2 separate regions of the Homo sapiens genome follow, and region 1 is linked to region 2. The links are chromatin loops, found by intact Hi-C in ENCODE. Cell type or tissue: PC-3. All regions are shown on one strand. Each heading gives the region's core, and the rest is flanking DNA. Links, peaks and the distances in the headings are about the cores only. Region 1 overlaps COL4A5 (collagen type IV alpha 5 chain). Region 2 overlaps COL4A6 (collagen type IV alpha 6 chain).

The links. A loop is a pair of places that touch in the nucleus more often than their neighbours do. Peaks named below come from ENCODE experiments on the same cell type or tissue, not always from the same donor. Only the 100,000 strongest peaks of a DNase experiment are listed, where the experiment ranks them.
Region 1: it touches region 2 in a loop (8-fold over the local background); 11 of 110 quality-filtered maps call a loop at or near these places.

What each region holds. Positions count from the first base shown.
Region 1 is chrX:108,535,358-108,539,760 of GRCh38, reverse strand. COL4A5 (collagen type IV alpha 5 chain) reads right to left here. Exons shown (of 53, transcript NM_033380.3): 2 at 1-15. Among named protein-coding and RNA genes, the nearest start is that of COL4A5, 98 kb to the right of the region's middle. In PC-3, for the core only: a CTCF peak has its summit at 2,552 (motif pointing right); no DNase peak of the experiment used is centred there; H3K27ac peaks cover 1,115 bases.
Region 2 is chrX:108,197,328-108,201,730 of GRCh38, reverse strand. The region is part of intron 13 of COL4A6 (collagen type IV alpha 6 chain); the gene reads left to right. Among named protein-coding and RNA genes, the nearest start is that of ATG4A, 110 kb to the right of the region's middle. In PC-3, for the core only: a CTCF peak has its summit at 1,876 (motif pointing left); a DNase peak (open chromatin) is centred at 1,880.

The sequences.
Region 1 (4,403 bases), core at 337-4,336, 340 kb before region 2:
ACACCCATAGCAAGCCTATAAGGAAGAGAAAGAGGGAAAAAATCATTAAATATGAACCCAAAAATCAGACTCTGACTTACAGCTCAACTGAAATCAACAATCCAAACTTGAAAGATAGATACCAGAAAAATATCTGAAAAGATATACGAAATTGCAAATAACAGTTACCTCTCAGGAAGCTTGCACCTTTTATTATATACACTTCTGTCTTAACTTTTCAAAATGAGCAAACATAATTTTTATAATTTTAAAGTGAAAAATATCATTTTACAAGACATTAAAAATGAGATATCTCTCAATAAAGGCTAAAGATGGAAAGCTACACCATCTTCTACTTACAACAACAAAAACCCATGCACATATATTCACATATAAAGTACAGACATACATTTCAAAGTTAATTATTCTTACATTAACAGCCATTTGGGGTTATCACTACCCTTTACCTCTTCATTAATGCATGAGTGTTGACAGTATGCACAATCTAAAATATGTTAAAAATGGAAAAGAAATTCATACAACTTCCCTGTAATATGATTTGCCACATGTCCAAACTCTCAGGAACTCTCCTTTTTTTCTTCTAACATTGCTTGTAAAAAATTACCTCTCACTCTGTATTAGCAATGACCTTGGCAACTAGACAACAATGCCTACCACTTCAAGTCACTTGTTTCTCTCCATTCATGAGCAATCATGGAGCATAAAATATATAACACTATCTTTTACCACCTTTCTTTCTTTTCTTTGCTCCTACTCCTTCATCACTAATAATAGCTCAGTCTCTAACAGCTTTACCATAAATGCTGCTCCCACAGTCTAGATGTTCTAAACAGGCATTCAATCATATTAGGAATTGAGGTCCTCAAGCCAGAAAAATATCCTCCTCCAAAATAGAAAACCTATAGAGGAAAAGAATACAGTATGTGACTTCTGCCATTCAGTACTATCCTTTACTCTTAGAAAATGAACTGCTTAGAAAAACAAGTTAGTTTAATATACATGGATAGCTCAGTGTTTACTTACAAGGAGGTGGCATTCTTTTCATCAGATAGATACCAGACTGAGTTACTGAAACCTTCATGTGACATAAATACCAAATAATGCCCATCAATCTTGAGGGCCTTTGATATAAAATACCTTAGCCTGCTGCTCAACATTCCATGATTTCCTTTACTCTAGTCACTACCAAAGTACCCTCCTCAACCCTTTTGAAAGTACTGACCTTATCCTTCTGGTCAGAACTCCTAACTCACTCAGCTGCAACTAAAAGTCACCTTCATACTGAAACCTCTTTTCCTGATTATAAGAGCAAACTACAATGGCTTGATGTTGCAGTAATCTCTCACTCACACTACAAGAGGCTGCTCCAGTGAAAGCTGTGCTCCTGACACGTCAAACAGAAAGTCTGCTATGCCGCTATTATTTATTATTCATAGATGTTTGGGGGTTATATACTGATTTTAGTATTTTACGCTAACTACACTACAGATTAAATAGGCTTATTCAGACTTACTCATTCATCAAATATGAATTGAATATTACTAGAGGACAGAAAAATTGTTAGGCACTAGACTTCTAAGATGAGTAACACACAGCTCCCTCCAACATGTGTAACTAATTCAAGAAATACTTATTGATCACCTGTTATGTGACAGCCACTATGTTATGTTAGGTGCAAGTAGAAGTACAAAGTACATCATTGCTCTCTAATGGGAAGGATGAACCCATCTACAAAAAATTATATTACAATGTGCAGGAAACAGAGGTTAATTAAAAATATATAATATTTTTCTGCAAACATAAATTTTAAGTTCCAGACTATGGATTTTATAAAATTTAGAAGATACCGTTTCACAAGAAGATACTGATTCACAAGTTCACAAGACAGTAACTGTCAACAGTCGTAGTCCCTGAATTAAATTGTGCATATTGTCAACACTCATGCATTAATGGAGAGGTAAAGAGTAGTGATAACCCCAAATGGCTGTTAATGTAAGAATAATTAACATTTGACACTGAAATGCATGTCTGAACTTTATATGTGAATATATGTGCATGGGTTTTTGTTGTTGCGAGTAGAAGACAGTGTAGCTTTCCATCTTCAGCCTTTATTGAGAGATCTTCTTCTTTTAAATACAAATTAAGCTCCTAAAAATAATGCAAAGCAATAACCTGACAGGATTTCATTGATATGAACAAGTTTCTATGTGACCTTTCTTTATAATTGCATTTTGACTTCTCAGTATCCAACGATAGCCCCTAACTCCTAATATAATTTATAAACAAGCAAAACCTTAAATACTCTCGCATGTCATTTTACAAGTAATTTTGTATAATTTTTTGCAATTTTTTATTAACATGTAGCTTTACTTTAGAGAGAGCACAGATTAAAACAGTTGTGAATTATAGATAAATGTGTTTAAATTCAATTTAAAATTTTAATTTATAGTCTATTTATTCCACCTAGGTTATGAGAATGACTCTGGTACTCATAGGTTAAAACAAAACAGGCAATTGTAATACGCACACCAACCACTAGATGCCACTTTCTATACAGTTATAACAGTGGCGCCCACAAGGAGATAGCCCCAGTTTGACATCTGGTTAATGGAACAATTTGTTTTTTTACCAACATCTATTAATATTGATTAGGTGTCTAATAAACACAAGCACAATAATAGTTCTATGAGTTGTACAAAAGTACATGCAGGTGCTACCTTTAAGGAACTTCCAGTCTAGGTTTTTTGTTTTTTTAAGTAACTAGGTATTTTATTTTTTAAGTAACTGGGTATTTTCAGGACATATGAAAAGAATATCAAAATACAATGGAATAATGATACAGCGGTATATCATAATTTTACTTCAGAAGTTGAAACATTTGACCATGGACAAATCATTTCCATACTCTTTGGCTGTTTTCTCATTTGTAAAATGGCATACATAGACAATATGATCTCCTTAGGTAGCTTCCAGATTTCACTCTCTGTGATTCTGTAGGATTTGCCAGGTAAAAATGAGTGGTATAGTCAATAATTGCTATCAAAGTTAAGAAAAACAGTTCCCTTGAGCCTGAAAGTATTGACAAAGGCTCTGTGGAGAAAGTGAATACCTGGACTTCAACTTGGAAGGATAGACAGAAAGCTACCTAGAGGAAAAATTGCCATGCTAAGCATGATTAAAATACAAAATTGATTGGGGCAAAGAAGTAAAATGAACATTAAGTACCTCAGTCTAAAAGGCTAAGTTCATATGAAAAAAACTAATTTTTCGAAATCACTGAAGATGAAAGAAGCAAGAAAATGATGAAACTACAGTAATATTTTAAATTTTTATTGTGGGAGAAAGTAATAAATGAGTAAGGAAAGTTTTGTATTATCACACAGTAAAACACATCACAACACTACAATAATTAAAATAGTATGGTATTCAGTTAACAAAAATAGGAAGGCCAGAAACAGATTTACACATGCAAGCACGTGCACACACACACACACACACACAACTACTATATGATAAAAGTTGACGTCAAATAGATGTGAAAACAATGAATTTTTCAACATATGGTGCTAGAATAAATATAAAAAATAATAAATTTAGATCTCATGCTGCTACAATTAAAACAGCAGATATTAGACTTAAAAGTACAAATAAAAACAAATTCTGTATGAATTAGGGTCACCTAAAGAACCTCACAAAAATTTACATACCAGCAACCCATCGTAAAGATTCTTCCAGTAAGCTGAAGTTGAATAGCAGAATCTGAAATTTTAATAAACATCTCTAAGTAATTTTGATTCAGGTGTTCCAAGGAGACACATACTACAAAATAATGGCAGAGAGAAATAAGAAATATTCCAATAATGTGGCCAGTTAGGTATCCAGACTGAAATGCTTACTTAAAAAAAAAATGCTTGGAAAAAAGTAAAAACTTCTTCCTAAAAGCATCAAAGGGAAGCACAGTAGGATTTATCAAATCAAAATCTAGGGAAAACCAAAAAATGAACTGATCAATGAAACTACTTTTTCCCGGAGGACATATGCCAAACTTGGATAATTTTTGGGTTTTGTTTTATAATTTCTTTTACTATAAGGGTGTACCACGCATAAATGTACCTCACAATCCCACACCCAGGGAGGTGGAAGAAAAGATCTCTTGGTGCTTAGCAGAGAAGTACAGGAAAAAAAACCCTTAAAAAACTCACCACAAACTGGCCAGATTTGCAATCCAAATTAGCATTACCTGAGTGGACTCTGACTGCATTGACCTTCTAGAGGCTGGGCAAAAATACATACTGACTCTACGTAGAAAAAACATGCCTTCATAGTAAACTTCAAATAATTCTAATGTATCATTTTTTTAAAGGAAGATGAGATTTCCTAATTAAAAACCATTAAGCATACAA
Region 2 (4,403 bases), core at 97-4,096:
AAAGAAGTGGATAGATTCAAAATGTAAAAATGTTCAACCTTGTTATTAGGGAACATTTCAAACATTTACAAAAGCAGAGAGAATGTCATAATGATTCCTCGTGTACCCATCACACAGTTTTAATAATTAGCAATTTATGGCCAATCTGAAGCAAATCATATCATTTCATCACAAATACCTCTGAATATTTAAAAGGTAAGGGCTTTTTAAGACATAGTGACAATATCATCATCAGTAATTTGTGATCAGTAATTAATATCAGTTAACAAGGCAGAATTCAAATTTTTGATTGTCTTATAGGTATATATATATTTTTACAGTTGCCTTGTTTCAATGAGAGGCCAAACAAGACCAATACATTACATTTGTTTAATGTGTCTTTTAAATTACAAGATATGTTTTGAAACAGCTGACAAGATTTTCATGGATTGGGAATAGGGATCAGGTGGGAAATGGATGAATCAAAGATGACTAGGCCTGCCTGTGCTTGCTGGGCCAGTGGGGATAGATGACTCCATTCCTTCCCTACAGTACTTTGAGATAGTTTGGGTCTCTCTGGGTGGCCAGAAAGCAGAGCCAGTGGAGCCAGTGGCACAGGTTCCTTCTATGATGATTCTTATTACTCCATAGAAATAAAGGGGGCATGGAAAATCATCTGTTCAATGCACTTGATTTTAATCACCTCTGTATCTAATGAACCAGAAAGGAAGAGAACCCTAGTGTTGGAGACAGAACACCCAAACTTTAGACCCAGCCCCTGCTCTGGGACTTTGGCAAGTCACTGAACCTCTCTTTATATCTGTAATTTGACAATGGTCATATTTATACTTTTTATTAATAGAAAATATTTCTACATATTTATAGGGTACATGTGATATTTTGTTACATGCACAGACTGTGTAATGGTGAAGTTAGGGTATTTAGGATATCCATGACCACAAACATTTATCATTTCTATGTGTTGGGAACATTTCAAATCTCTCTTCTGGCTACTTTGAAATATACAGTACATTGTTGTTAACTGTAGTCACCCTACTCCACTATCGAATACTAGAACTTATTCATTCTGTCTAACTGTATGTTTGTACCCATTAACCAACCTCTCTCCATCTCTCCCCCCACCCCACACTCACACCATTTCCAGCCACTGGTATTATTCATTTTAATTTCTACCTCCATGAGATAAATTTTTTTAGTTTCTGCATATGAGTAAGAACATGCATATAGCTACTCTTTTAAGACCCAACTAATAATGTATGCGAAGTTTCTTTACAAAATATAAGGCTGTCCTGTTCAATAAGATAACAGCCAGCCATGTGTGGCTACTGAGCCCTTGAAATGTGGCTGATCTGAAATGAGATGTACTGTAAGTATAAAATACACACCAGATCTCAAAAACGTAGTATGAAAAGAAATCTAGAATATCTCAGTAACATTTTTTACTTGTGTTAAAATGACAATATTTATTATATATTTGGTTAAGTAAAATATATCATTTAAATTAATCTCTGTTTACTTTGCTTTTTTAATGTGGCTACTAGGAAAATGAAAATAACATAGTAGCTCACATTATATTTCTATTGGACAGTACAGATATAAAGTACTTTGCAAGTGAGTTTGGGAATAAGGTTTTCACCTTTCTTTGTAGAGCATTTCACATAGATTCTAGCCACCTGGCATTGTCCCTGTGAGGTAAGCAAGGTGAGCCAGGCTTATCTTCCTTGTACTGATGAGGAAACCACAGCCTCAACGGGTGAAGAGGTTTGTCCAGAATCACGCAGCTAATTATTAGCAGAGCTGAGATTGAAATTCAGCTTTCTTGAATTCTAGCCAATTTGGTGGCTTTTTCCCCATACCATACTGCCCCCTACAGTCCAGTTTGCTCTAATCCCTGCCGTGGTGGGGTTTTTATCTGTAAATCTCTGAAAAGGATTTTATGATCTCCTCTGGTGTTATTGGCTTCACTGGCTCACACTGCCTCCCTCCCCTTCCCTTCCACATCCGAACCCAGAGTATTTCCCCTGCTGCAATTTCAACCCATTCCCTTTTGTCCTGTAAAAGAAAGAGACTGACGACAATGCACGGTGATAAATTGCAGTACCATTTCAAACTCAGTATTTCCAGTGTTTCAGAGTGTGGGCTGAAAAATAGAAACCCCAGTTGATTGTAAAGACATCAAAGCTAGAAAATAACCCCTTTACATGGAACAGCATGTTTTCATACGGTGGGAATTAAGAAACCAGAGTTCTCAGCCCACTTTGGCACAGATTCAATGTGTGACCTTGGCCAAATCAGGTAACTCCTTCAGTCCTCATATCTCTATCTGTTTAATGGGAACATTCGTAGGTACTTTATATGAATGGCTTATGACAGAAAAGTTATGAGGAGAAAGGTGGTAATGTATTTGTGATACTCTGGGCTTTTCAGAGGAAATGTGCTTCTCAAATCCAAAGCCTTCACATCAGCTTTCAATTATCCACACTCACCGAGAAACAAGGCAGCACTGAAGACAGAAATCTCTAGGGAATCCAAAATGTTCCTTTTAACTATTTGTTTTCTTCCTATATGAGTCCAAATCTTTGTAAGAGACAAAGTGCCCAACCTGACAGATTTGCCCCTTACCTTCTTTCTCTTGGCCCCTCTGCAGTGACCAAACATCCCTGATTTTCTGGCTCAGTCCTCACCTCACACATTTTATCCCATTGTCTCCAGCAACACACTCACACTTGTAGGCCACAGGTCCTTCCATGGAGGTCATCAGAGAGAATTGTATATCCATGTGCCCTCTGTTCAAGGGACTAGCAAACACAGGGGAAGGCAAAAATGGAATAGATGAGGGGAGGGATAAGAGAAGAAACTGGCAAATCCTGAGGTAACTATTGAGTAGGTCAATAGTTACCCACACACCTACCCAGTAGGGGTAACTACTAGGTAGGTGGGGTTCTTCAGTTGAGCCTCCTGAGAACCAAAGAGCATCAGGAGTCCAGAGCCCAGGAGAGCAGGCCTGGAAACAGTTAACCTAGCCCCATTGAGGCTTTCCAGGCCATGGGTAAGTAGGAGTGTGGGAGCAGCATTTGCAAGATTACTCATGAGGAGGACTGACTGTCACGGGGCCAGTCCCAGGGCATCTTGCTAGAACAGCTTGTTCAGCAGGGTCCCTGTACAGTGCCTCCCTATTCTGGGAGACAAGTTGAACCTACAGCACAGCCAGTGTCTTGCCAAGCTATTTATCTTTTCTTGGCTCTAACCCCCACACAAATTTGTCTTTTTTTTTCCTTTTTACATTTTTTTTTACATATTTATTTTTGTTCACACTATAGCATAAGCTCTCAGGCCCTCTGAGAAAGCAAGACTCTTCTGCTTTCTGGAGAAGGAGTACAAGGCCCCCTTATATTTACAACTGAGGGCAAGATAGATGGGGGCACAAGATGGTTCCTGAACATCATTTCCTTCACCCTTTGCAACAGTTTTGTTCTCTTGGCCATTATTCCATTCAGTTCAACAAGTATTTACTGGACCACCTTGTATGTGTTCAGACTGTAGTAATGGGCCTTGGAGAAAGATAAAAGAGAGTGTAATATAGGTCTCATGCTTACAAAACTTTCATATGCAACCATTCTTTGCACTTTAAGAGTTTCGGGCAGCATGGGCTGCCACAGATTTCATGGACAGGTCAGAGAAGGCTTCCTGAAGCGTTTGACCTCAGAAGCCAATAGACATTCCACCAAGTCGCAGCATGCCTTGGTTTGATGCAGAAAAACTCATATTTTAAATAAGTTTGCATTCAGTTTAACCCACGAGCCTTTCACATTAGAAATTTAATGTAGCATGAAGGCTGAGCTATTTGATGCACAGTTATACTAAATGCAGAAAAGAGAACAGGTAAGTACGGGACCAAAGCCTGCTTTGAATTGGATCCTACACACACACACACACACACACACACACACACACACACTCCTCCCAATAAAAAGACAATGAAAACAACCCACATTAAAGAAACAAAAACATGACTAGCCAAAAGGAAACAGAAATGAAAAACCCTGGGCCCAGAAAGCCAAGGGGTCCTTAACCAGCTTTCAGTACTCATGGGAGTGCACTGAGTATGTATGTAAAAGGAAGAAAAAGGTACAAATGGGATTTGAGCAGGTGAGCCAGGTCACATTAAAGGGACAACAGATGTTCCACAACATTTAGTGCCTTTTCTTCATTGCCTCCTTTACTTTCATAATAAGCCAAGATGTTGTTTGCTAAATCTATGCTCCAAAAAGTACAATTTTAAACAACAACAAAGTGGCCTCATTTAAGTTTTCTGTGAAAAACATTATTCACTTTAGTACTGAACTATTCTGTATCTTGGGGGCCCAGACATTTTCCCTGGACCCAGAGGGAAGTTCTCTCTT